Linked DNA regions of Homo sapiens: region 2 is linked to region 1. Evidence: chromatin contacts called from ENCODE Hi-C or POLR2A ChIA-PET data. All regions are on one chromosome and are shown on one strand. Each heading gives the region's core, a stretch centred on a gene start or an enhancer-like site at or near the end of the contact. The rest is flanking DNA. Distances are from core to core; before and after follow the strand shown.

Region 1 (6,196 bases), core at 1,037-3,536:
CCCAGGCTGGCATGATCATAGCTCACTTCAGCCTAGAACTCCTGGCTTCAAGCAATCCTCCCACCTCAGCATCCCAAGTAGCTGGAACTACAGGTACGCACCATCATGCCCAGCTTCATTTATATATTTATCTTTTTTGTTTGTTTTTTGAGACAGGGTCTCCTTCTGTCGCCCGAGCTGGAGTGCAGTGGCACAATCTTGGCAAACTGCAACCTATGCTTCTGGGGCTCCCGTGATCCTCCCACCTCAGCCTCTCCAATAGCTGGGACTACAAGCGTGTGCCACCATGCCTCGCTAATTTTTGTATTTTTTAGTAGAGACAAGAGTTTGCCACATTGCCCAGGCTGGTCTCAAACTCCTGAGCCCAAGCCATCTGCCCACCTCGTCCTCCCAAGGTGCTGGGATTACAGGGGTGAGCCACTGCACCCTGCCTATTTATTTACTTTTCTTAGAGATGGGGGTCTTGCTTTGTTGCCCAGGCTGGTCTCGAACTCCTGGGCTCAAGCAATCCTCTCACCTCAGCCTCCCAAAGTGTTGGGATTACAGGCATGAGCCATCTCACCTGGCCAGTAATGTATTTCACTCCAAGAACAACTCATGAATTAGGAACTGTTATAATCCCCCTTCTGCAGGGGAGGAAAGAGAGGCTCAGAGAGGTTAAATGACTGCTCAGAGTCCCTCAGAGCTGGGCTTTAAGTCCACCTGAGGCAGGCGGACGGGCTGTGCAGGACAAGTTGGCAGCCCCCGCCTTAAGGAGAGTGGTACCCTCTTTCCTCCAGTGCATTTATGTTTTATTTTTATTTTTGAGACAGAGCCTCACTTTGTCACCCAGGCTGGAGTACAGTGGTGCGATCTCAGCTCACTGTAACCTCTGCCTCCTGGGTTCGAGCAATCCTCCTACCTTAGCCTCCTGAGTAGCTGGGACTACAGGCACACACCACCATGCCTGGCTAATTTTTGTATTTTTGGTAGAGACAGGGTTTCACCATGTTTGCCAGGCTGGTCTCAAACTCCTGGCCTCAAAAGATCCACCCACCTCGGCCTCCCAAACTGTTGGGATTATAGGCGTGAGCCACCGTGCCCGGCCAAGTGCATTTTTTTGTAAACCCCCGTGCAAGTTGCTTTGAGGTTGAGCAGCTTACTGCTGGGGACAGCATTCTCAAGTCCAGGCTAAACAGGGAAGATGCTGTGTGCTGTCCCTTTGTGGCTTTGAGGTTCTCCTGCTTATTCTCTTTGCTGCCTGCAGCTGCCTCTTGGTGACTTTCCCTTTCCAGGGAGCCAGAGGAACCAAGGAGTGTTGGCCCTGACTCCTGCCCCCAGCATGTAAACTCATTAACTGCTGGGTCCTCAGGCAGTTAGGTGGCTGAGCATTTGAGTCTGGGACGGCAGGTGGATTTGGTTGGAGAGGGAATGACAGAGATTGGGGAGGAGCCTCCAGAGTCTAAAGAGATAGGTACACAAGCAGAAAGTTCCAGCCCCCAGCCTGCCTTTCCCCCATGCTCAGGGGACAAAGCTGAATTAACTCGAGGTCAGGAATGGCATTTGCATTTGCATTCTTGAGAGTCACTGCAAATAAGAGCTGTAGTCATGGTGAGTGGTTAAGGCAATGGACTAGAGAACCACTGAGAAAAAAAGCGAACAGTGGCTGGGCGCAGTGGCTCATGCCTGTCATCCCAGCACTTTGGGAGACCGAAGTGGGTGGATCACTTGAGGTCAGGAGTTCGAGACCAGCCTGGCCAACATGGTGAAAACCCGTCTCTACTAAAAATACAAAAATTAGCCAGGCTTGTCAGTGGGCACCTATAATCCCAGCTAGTCGGAAGGCTGAGGCAGGAGAATCACTTGAACCCAGAAGGCAGAGGTTGCAGTGAGCTGAGATCATGACACTGCACTCCAGCCTGGGTGACAGAGAGAAACTCCGTCTCAAAAAAAAAAGAAAAAGAAAAAAAAAAAAAGGAACAGCCGGACATGGTAGCTCATACCTGTAATCCCAGCGCTTTGGGAGACCGAGGCAGGTGGATCACCTGAGGTCAGGAGTTCCAGATCAGCCTGGCCAACATGGTAAAACCCCATCTCTACTAAAAATACAAAAATTAGCTGGATGTGGTGGCGCACACCTGTAGTCCCAGATACTCAGGAGGCTGAGGCAGGAGAATAGCTTGAACCCGGGAGGCGGAGGTTGCAGTGAGCAGAGATCACGCCACTGCACTCCAGCCTGGGCGATAGAGTAACAATCCGTCTCAAAAAAATCTGAAAATTAAAAATTAAAAAGTGAACAGTTGTTTAGTAAGTGCAGTAGGTAGGCCAAGATAACTATTAAGTATGTCCTAACAAGGTAGCTGCTTGAAAAAAATAATGCACATAAATTAAAAAAAAAAAAACTATTTTCACTCATTCTTAACTTCTCGTATGGATGTACTAACGGGAGGCCTGTGCCTGTTGGGCTGTCCACAGCTACTCAAACCTTGAGATTAGATTGGACGCTATCTAATCTCATTTCCTGTTACACAATAACTTCTGCATGGCACTTGCTTTTAATCATGACAACTGCCATACACTCAGCTTTACAAAATCATGTCATTGTGGAAAGGAAGTTCCCTCCATCTAACATTCAAATTTAACTATCCTGAGCTGGTAGTTTGCAAGGTGTCCAACAGATGTCACTGTGTTTCCTTCGCAAATTCTCTAAAATAGTCTGCTGTGTCCCGGGGCATAGTAGATATTCAAGAAATGGTGGCTATGAGTTTTATCACAATTCTCTCCTACTGGGTGAGCAGCTGTTTGCAAGACTAAAATTCGGGCGAGGCACAGGCTTCCCCTTGGTCTTAGCAGCTAGCACAAGACGAGTGTCCCTTCAGCCAGTCTCAGAGCTCTTTGGCAATTCAACTGACCCTTGTCCTTCAGTCCAGACAATGCCCCAGGGCCCACCTGCATTCAAACTCGGACTGTTCTCCTTCCCACCCCTATTATCTTTTCAACTTTATGGACAGTACATGCAATTTTCTCATTCATTTTCTCATTTAACATCTAACAGCTTCATGATATCCCCATTTTACAGATAAGGAAACCAAGGCTTTAAGAGGATAGGGACCCTAATCGGCTAAGGCAGAATTAGGATTTGAACCCAGATCCCCATGACGCCAGAATCTAAGCCTTGACCAAATATGTGTTACTATTACTTTTGTTGTTGTTGTTGTTCTGGGTAACTCCAACCCTCTGCTCGTTGGCCTTGTCACCTCAGTGCTGATTTTGCAGATGAAGAGACTAAGGTTCCGAGGTGCTAGAGCACAGTGGTTAGGAACACACACTCTAGAGCCAGAGTGCCTGGGTTTGAGCCTCGTTCTGCCGTTTACTAGCCGTATGGCCTTGGGCAACTTGCTTAACTTCTCTTTGCCTCAGTTCCTCTTCTCTTGGGTTGTTAGGAGAATGAATGAGGTGATATCCACAGTGTCCAACACCCTGCAAGCGGCCAGGTGTGGTGGATCACACCTGCAATCCCAGCACTTTGGGAGGCCGAGGCAGGTGGATCATTTGAGGTCAGGAGTTCGAGACCAGTCTGGCCAACATGGCGAAACCTCATTTCTACTAAAAATACAAAAATTAGCCGGGCGTGGTGGCAAACAACTGTAATCCGAGCTACTAGGGAGGCTGAGGCAGAAGAATCGCTTGAACCCAGGAGACAGAGGTTGCAGTGAGCCAAGATTGCACCACTGCACTCCAGCCTGGGCGACAGAGTGAGACCCTGCCTCAAAAACTAAAAATAAAAAATGAACAGTGTCCAACACCTTGAAAGCATTCCGCATGACTGAACGATCACTGTTACGTGATTACCAACATGACGACCCCACTTCTCTTGGCCAAACTGAGTTCTCTTCTCTTGTAAAAACTTCTGCATATGAAGTCACCCATTCCATTTGACTCTTTAGCCCTCATCCTGGCATTCAAGGGCATGGACGACTCAACCCCACTCTCTAGCCAGCCTGACCTCTCCATTCCCTTCTCTGGCGTAGAGGCCACTCCCACCACCTGCCCTTACCCCCTGCCCACTTTTGTCAGCCTGTACTGTGTTGAAGCTCCCAGGAGAGACAACTGCAGTCATCACTTTCCACTGTGTTCAGTGATGTCAGTTCGGCCCAGCTGGAGGTACTCACATCATGGAAACAGACCATCAGATTTGGTGTGTGTGTGTTTTATTTTGCTTTTTCAGAGAGCCAGCTGTTAAACACTAGCCAACACCCCATTGATGCTGTTCCTTCTACCTGAAACACCTCGCATTGCCGGTGAGCTCTAAAGACAAAAGGACCTGGGTCTGCATTTCCCAAAGGCAAGACTCTGGTATCACCTGCATATTATTTTCCCATATTTGAGCACCACTGCCTTTTGCATTATTTACTTAGCAGTTTTGCTCCTGTCAACTCACTTTTTTAAAACTAAACTTATTTTAAAAAGAAAAGTTTTGGCCGGGAGCGGTGGCTCATGCCTGTAATCCCAGCACTTTGGGAGGCCGAGGTGGGCAGATCACCTGAGGTCGGGAGTTCGAGACCAGCCTGACCAACATGGAGAAACTCCGTCTCTACTAAAAATACAAAATTAGCTGGGCGTGGTGGCGCATGCCTGTAATCCTAGCTACTCGGGAGGCTGTGGCAGGAGAATTGCTTGAACCCAGGAGGCGGGGGTTGCAGTGAGTCGAGATCGCCCCATTGTACTCCAGCCTGGGGAACAAGAACGAAACTCCGTCTCAAAAAAAAAAAAAAAAAAGAAAAAGAAAAGAAAAGCTTTATATAATTTTAATACTCAAAAAAACAGTATCCCGGCCAGGCACAGTGGCTCACACCTGTAATCCCAGCAATTTGGGAGGCCAGGCAGGAGGATCACTTGAGGCTAGGGGTTCAAGACCACTTGAGGCTAGGGCCAACATGGTGAGACCCCGTCTCTACTAAAAATACAAAAATTAGCCAGGCATAGTGGCACGTGCCTGTAATCCCAACTACTCGGGTGGCTGAGGAACAAAAATCACCTGAATCCAGGAGGCGGAGGTTGCTGCGAGCCGAGATCGTGCCACTGCACTTCAGCCTGGGTGACGGAGTGAGACTCTGTCTCAAAAAAAGAAAAAGAAAAAGAGTATCCCTTGCCATAAATAGCAAGCAGTCATTCAGACATGGAAATGAGGCATTCACACTTGTTCTTGTTTCACACTAAGGCCCTAAGCCTAAGGAGGGTTTCTCTATGTTGAAAGGAAATTAGGCAGTGTTCAGAGGGGTGTTAAAGATAGACTAGCAACTAATTGAAACTTTCTCCTCAATGTAAGCACTTTAGAAGGGACTGAAAAGAGAATGTTCTCCCTACATGTACCATATCACCTACAATTACCTCGTGTACCACTATTTTGCAAATAAATGCCAGAGGCAAGAGTACATTTTGATGCTTTAGCCTAGCACTCAAAGCCCTCCTCGATTTGAATCTTTCCAGCCTCATCTTGCACAGCCCCTCCATACCCAGACCTCACCCACTCTATTTGCCATCTCCAGAACATACCCCTAACTTTCTCACCTCTGTGCCTTTGTGCAAGCTGCTCCCTCTACCTGGAAACCTCCATTTGTCAAGCTGCTGCTGTCTTCAAGATCTACCTGGTCAGAATCTCCTGCTGTCCTCTTCTGCCACCCACAGCAATGTGAGCCTTCACTGGCTGGCCTTCCCTACTCACTGGAGCAGAGCTACGGCATCAGAATGCCCTGGAGCAGGGGTTAGAAACACAGATTTCTGAGTCTACACTCGAAGATTTTTTTTTCTTTCTTTCTTTTTTTTTGTTTTCCAATTTTTCTAATTTTAGAGATGGGGTCTCACCACGTTGCCCAGGCTGGTCTCAAGCTCCTGGACTCAGGTCATCCTACCACCTAGGCCTTCTAAAGTGTTAGGATGAGCCCTGAACCTTGTAACATGAACATTTATTAGTTATATCTGGAAAAAAATATAAAGTTATTTTTATTTGGGTGATACTGCCTTCAAAAAACAAAAACAAAAAAAAACAGGAGGCCGAGCACAGTGGCTCATGCCTGTAATCCCAGTGCTTTGGGAGGCTGAGGCAGGCGGATCACTTGAGACCAGGAGTTCAAGACCAGCCTGGCCAACATAGTGAAACCCCGCTTCTATTAAAAATACAAAAATGGGCCAGGCACGGTGGCTCATACCTGTAATC
Region 2 (6,196 bases), core at 2,152-4,651, 190 kb after region 1:
CCTCTTTCTTTCCCATTCAAGACCTTTATCTCCAGAACTTTAGGAAATGGAGTACTGAAGTCATGGACATTGTTTTAGGTAGCATATTGTCAGGAACTAAAGGCGCTTTACTTGCCCTGTGACATCGCCTCCTGGTTCAAAAATCTGTGGTTTAAAAAAAAAAAAATCTGTGCATTCTATCTAATACGCCAGAAAGGTCCTTTGTATTCAGTTTCGCATGTAATTGCAGACTGAACTTTTAAAATTTAGCTTTATTATAAACAAATGCATCTCTTATATACCTCACCACTACAGTCTTTATTCTAGCTAGCCATTTAATTTTCTCTTCATACTTTGAATCAGTATAATCTGTCTATAGACTCCCTGATGCTTTGTTCCTATGATAAAGTTATTTATCTGAGAAACATTATTTTCTGTAGTGAAAGGCACTGAAAATCTGTAGCTTCCTCTAGCTGTTCTTTGAACTACTGTAGAGCACTTACATTTAAAAACTATTTAGGTAAAATTTAGTTAGAGATTTCATAGAGTTTTGTCTAATGGATACACTTCCCGAAGTGATCCTTGGGCCAAGCTGAATGGATTTGACTAGGGTCAGGACAGACTGCTTCCAAGATAATTTCTGTTTGTCATGACACATAGTTCACTTTTCCTAAATTGAATTGTCCTATTCCTAAGTGAATTACTTCACTCATCTGCCTAGTCCCTGAGAAGCATTTTGTTTTATAGATTTAGTCAATCAAAAACCCTAAATAACTCTTTTGGGGACAGGCAAATTTAAATACCTAAGAGAAATTTTGTTGATCATTGTAACCCTTTGTGTCTTGCTATGTTTATCCTGGTTACATATTTTATTTGTAGCCTTAATATAATGAAGAGACCTTTCCTTTTTTTTTTTTTTTTTTGCCTTGGACTCCTGGGCTCAAGTGATCCTCCCACTTCAGCCTCCCAAGTAGCTGGAACTACAGGCTCAAGATAACATGCCTAATTTTTTTTTTTTTTTTAATTTTCTGTAGAGATAGGGTCTCCTTAGTTTGCCCAGGCTGGTCTTGAACTCCTGGCCTCAAGTGATCCTCCTGCCTCAGCCTTTCAAAGTGCTGGGATTACAGGCATGAGCCACCACACCCAGCCTTTTTCTTCTATTATTTCATTATTATAGATCATATGAAGATTTCTTTGATTCCTTTTGTGCGCTTTTATGACATCTCAATAGAGTTAATTTGGAAGTGAGACAAGATAAAACTGGTAATTTTTTTTTTCATTCAGTGGTTATTAGAGTTTGCCATGTTTTCCTTCTCTACCAAAAATACTCTATTAATGGTTCTCAACCCTAGATGCAAAATACAGTTTTGTGAGGAGCTTTTAGCTGGGCCTAACTCCTGTGATTTCATTTAATTTGTCTGGGATTGGACCTGGGCTTTGTAATTTTTTTAAAGCTCTAATGGGAAGCCAAGAATTGAGAACCCTTGCGCTAAATCCTACTCTAGCCCAAGAGATTATTTTCCCGTATTCATCTCCTATTCTGGTACCTTAAAATGTTCCCATAAAATAAATTTTTTTTTTTGTAAATATTAATAGATAGAAACGGGGGTCTCGCTGTGTTGCCCAGGCTGGTCTTGAACTCCTGGTCCCAAGCCATCCTTCCACTTCAGCCTCCCAAAGTCCTGGGATTACAGGCGTGAGCTACCACATCTGGCCAAATAAAATTTTTCTGATTTGCTGTTTTCAGCTATGACTTGTTGTCCTCCTTCTCCCCCATCAGCCAAGTCAGTTCTCAACTATTAGCAACAACGAGAAAGAGTGAAAATGAGTACCTTAAACCCACAGGTGATGAGAAGTCCTTTTAGTCAATGGGTTTAAACCACCTCTTTTACCAAACCTATATTCAAGACCACAAATTTACCCAAATGGACTAATCTGGGTTTTTACTACCTCTTAATGTTCTCGGTGGTGGTTTGGATCCTGTCATCCAGATGGTTAACACCAGGAGGTAGTAGTTCACTTCAACAAATATTCCTGAGTGTCTGCTGTAATGAAAGGCACCATGAAGAGAACAAGGAGCTCATAATCTCGTTGGGAAAGAAAGACTCATAGGGCCTGGATAATCCATGTCCTACGTATAATCCGTAGAACTGTCTGCATTTTTGCAAGTTAATGTATATGAAGTGCATAGGCACAGTGCCTGGTGCATAATAAGTTATTAATCTGTCTGTTTTTCTCTTTCAGGCATCCAAACAATTGACTCTACCCAGGCTCTGTTCCTTCCAATTGGAGCATCTGTCTCTCTTTTAGTAATGTTCTTCTTCTTTGACTCAGTTCAAGTAGTTTTTACAATATGTACAGCAGGTAAATATGAGTTTCTCTGTCTAGTCTTAACATACTAAAAGGAAAATTTTTCACCTTTATCATTGTTCAAAAATTAAGATTTATATACCATGTCATGTAAGTTTTTCCTTATAAATCTTGGCTTCGCCTTCTCCGTCTCAACCACGCCACCCTTCCCCAACTCCTCCTTGAACCTCTTGATCCACGTCATCTGTTGAGACCTGCCCACACAATCTGAAAGAAAGGCTGGAGACGTCAAAGTGCAGGAATTCTATGACACCAGAGCAGTATTGCTGTGCTTTGGCTGTGGCGCTTTTTCTAGATTACCAGAAGGTTGAGCTTGGCATAGAGGCCATTGTCAGCCTCTACCCACGTTCTTGCAGGTAGAAACATGGATAGCTAATCAAAGTGATTGGACTGTCAGCTCTTTGATGTGTTTTCAAGCTAAGTATTGATGGAAATGTAAAAAAAAATCGGCAAAATGCTACAAGACTTGTTAGGAGGTCATCCCCTGGCCTGCTGTTTATCTTTTAGGAAACTTACCTATGCTTTCCCCTACTTCAAATCAGGTACTTTTTTTTAATAATGAAGAGATTTTTTGTGCAGTATTAAAGGAAGACATTTTTCTTCTCTAGTCAATTAACCGTATCCACTTGTCTAGTGTTTGGCGGAATGAAGTTTCTATAAGTCATGCCATTTTTCTTATAATTGTTTTAAAAAATTATACCTTTTCTTTCTCTAGTTCTTGCAACGATAGCTTTTGCTTTTCTTCTCCTCCCGATGTGCCAGTATTTAACAAGACCCTGCTCACCTCAGAACAAGTAAGGACTTGGGACTTTCCTCTTAAATTATAAACTTGTATATATTTTTCTGTCATATTTGATAGCATTATTAGGATTCTCAATTTCTGTTATTGGCTGGAGCACAGAAATGCCAAAAGACCAGGAAGTGACACATTTGATCTTTAAAGCCAGAAGCTAGTACTTCCTTTTGTACCTTCTCATGTCAGAGGAAATACAAACAAAACTTAGGAAGTCTGAGTCATTGTAATGTGCTTCCTACTTAGATCATTGAAAGATGAGCAGTTTTCTTTTGAAACGGTGCTTTCATTCCTTTACTGTGAGTTGATGAAATATGAGAATAGTGGTTGAACTCAAACGTTCTTCTTTGCCTTTGGTCTTCGGTGGCCTAGATATGCTACCTACTTGCGTTTAATCCTAGTGTTCACACCTTAACTCTGAAAGTCATTGCTGCACGGAAACAAAATTCTGTGCTAATGGAGATGCTGAACGCACTTAGGAAACCAGTCATTGGTGGCAGCTGATGCTCGCAGGAATTAGTGATAACCAAAAGATTTACAATCTTCTAAATAGAGTGATACCATCTTTGGTAAATGAGTTGAATTGTTGGCATTTCTTCATTTTGTTTTCCTCATAAGAATAGAATTTCCTCCATACTTATTAGCTTTTCCAGAGGTTAATATTATCACTTCAAACTTCTAAATGCCCATGTTGATAATTGGTCCCAAAAAGACATTATCAGTTGGTGCAGAAGTATATTCCTGTGAGCTTTCCATAGGTTTCTCCAAAAAAGGATTGGGTATTTTGGATTTCCAGCTATCTTGGTATTATCTGCTATTCTAATCCAGCCATCACGAAATACCAAAGGAGAATTTGGTTACTGAATAAAGTGTGCCCACTGTCCAATAAGTGTTGTGTGTTTTCCAGGATTTCCTTTGGTTGCTGTGGACGTTTCACTGCTGCTGAGTTGCTGTCATTCTCTCTGTCTGTCATGCTCGTCCTCATCTGGGTTCTCACTGGCCATTGGCTTCTCATGGATGGTGAGTGACTAATTTGTGACAAATTGTAATTTTACTTTATAGAGTTTTATAGATACTTTAGGATATTCACAGAGCTGTACAACCATCACTACAATAAACTTTTAGAGCATTTTCACACCCACCCCCGCCAAAACAAATGAGCGGTCATTCCCCTTACCCACCTCCCCAGCCCCAGGTATCCACTAGTCTCTACTTTCTGTTTCTATGGATTTCTCCATTCTGGACATTTTCCATAAATGGAATCATACATTATGTGGCCTTTTGTGTCTGACTTGTTTCACTTAGCATGTTTTCAAGGTTCATCTGTGTTGTAACCTGTATCAGCACTTCCTTTTTATGGCTGAATACTGTTCCATTGTATGGATACACTAATTTTATTTATTCGTTTACCGGTTGTTTCCACTTTTTAGGCTATTATGAATGATGCTTCTTTGAATATTAATGTACAAGTTTTTGTGCAGACTATGCTTTTTTATATAAATGGAAGCTTCGCACAATGGCTCATGCCTGTAATCCCAGCACATTGGGAGGCTGAGGCAGGAGGATCACTTGAGACCAAGAGTTCAAGACCAGTCTGGACAACATAGCAAGATCCCATTTCTACAAAAATAAAAATCATCTGGGCATGGTACACCTGCAGTCCCAGCTACTTGGGAGGCTGAGGCGGGAGGATCCCTTGAGCCCAGGAGTTCAAGATTACAGAGAGCTATGATCATGCTACTGCACTCCAGCCTCAGCAACAGAGTGAGACCCTGTCTCTTTAAAAAGTAACAATAAGGGCTGGGCATTGTGGTTCATGCCTGTAATGGGAGGCTGAGGCAGGCGGATCACAAGGTCAGGAGATCAAGACCATCCTGGCTAAAATGGCTAAAATGGTGAGACCCCGTCTCTACTAAAAATACAAAAAATTAGCTGGGAGTGGTGGTAGGCACCTGTAGTCCCAGCTACTCGGGAGGCTGAGGCAGGAGAACTCCGGAGGTGTGAACCCGGGAGGCGGAGCTTGCAGTGAGCCAAGATCGAGCCACTGCACTCCGGCCTGGGCAACAGAGCAAGACTCCGTCTCAAAAAAAAAAAAAAAAAAAAAAAAAAAAAAAAAAAACGTAACAATAAGGAGATGGGATTAGACTGTAATATAATGCATCATATTATGCTCTATATTATATATGTAGTATATGTAATATAACATGTTATATATAACCTGCATTATGTACGTGATATACATCATACACTTTAATGATATAAATACATGTCTATATCATTACATAAAAGTATATCATATCCTTTTTAATAACTCCAGAGTATTAAGGATGAATACCTAGACATGAAATTCCTAGAACAGAATTCTTGCATTAAAAAAATCTATACCTATTATTATATTGCCTTTCAGATAGGCTATAGTAGTTTATACTCCAACCTGTAGCATATGAGAATTTCTCTTCATTGATGATAAGGATGAAGTAATAATGACAATAATACCTAGGATGAATGGAGTGCTTTTTATTGATTAGGCAGTCTGCTAGGTGCTTTACATGGATCATCTCTTTTAATCCTCAGAACAACTCTTTGAAGTAGGTACTGCTGTTTGTTTCCATTTTCAAAAGAGTAAACAAAGGTTCAGAGAACTAGCTCATCCCAGCCACAGACCCCTTATATAGAATTCATACTTACCACCAAAGCATCTTGGAGGCTGTTTCTGAAAATCACCCATAATTTTCCTGGTTTTTCCCTTAAAACCTTTTTTTGGGGGAGGGAGTTTCGCTTTTGTTGCCCAGGCTGGAGTGCAATGGTGTGATCTTGGCTCGCTGCAGCCTTCGTCTCCCGGATTCCAACTATTCTGCCTCAGCCTCCCAAGTAGCTGGGATTGTGGGCACACGCCACCATGCCCAGCTAATTTTTGTTTTGTTTTTTTTTTTAATTTTTGTATTTTTTAGTAGAGACGGGGTTTCACCATGTTGGTCAGGCTAGTCTCGAACCCCTGACCTCAGGTGATCCACCCGCCTCAGCCTCCCAAAGTTCTGGGATTACAGGCGTGAG

The links. Hi-C counts contacts between places; a loop is a spot of excess contacts on that map. ChIA-PET counts read pairs that join two places held with the same protein, here RNA polymerase II (POLR2A). Pooled maps may share reads with other maps.
Region 2: a loop to region 1 is called in a map of B cell, with 2.5 times the contacts of the local background. The contact joins the enhancer-like site here to the promoter of HNF1A-AS1 in region 1. A Hi-C loop is called at or near these places in 3 of 168 maps with a recorded cell type or tissue (B cell, CD8-positive, alpha-beta T cell and PC-9), 16 of 37 single-sample maps with no recorded cell type and 14 of 50 pooled maps. POLR2A ChIA-PET finds 5 or more read pairs at or near these places in 5 of 52 experiments (CD4-positive, alpha-beta T cell, GM12878, PC-9 and 2 more).

Annotation. Positions count from the first base shown.
Region 1 is chr12:120,968,382-120,974,577 of GRCh38, reverse strand. HNF1A-AS1 (HNF1A antisense RNA 1) reads left to right here and starts at 2,286. Exons shown (of 1, transcript NR_024345.1): 1 at 2,286-4,740. RefSeq lists an enhancer at 1,166-1,693.
Region 2 is chr12:120,780,621-120,786,816 of GRCh38, reverse strand. It overlaps SPPL3 (signal peptide peptidase like 3), which reads left to right. Exons shown (of 11, transcript NM_139015.5): 4 at 2,224-2,343; 5 at 3,065-3,143; 6 at 4,050-4,162. Among named protein-coding and RNA genes, the nearest start is that of ACADS, 58 kb to the right of the region's middle. RefSeq lists an enhancer at 2,576-3,775. Within about 2 kb of position 3,401, at least 6 of the 41 ENCODE cell types and tissues checked have a DNase peak (open chromatin) inside an H3K27ac peak, as active enhancers do; they include PC-9, where a contact is called at or near this core.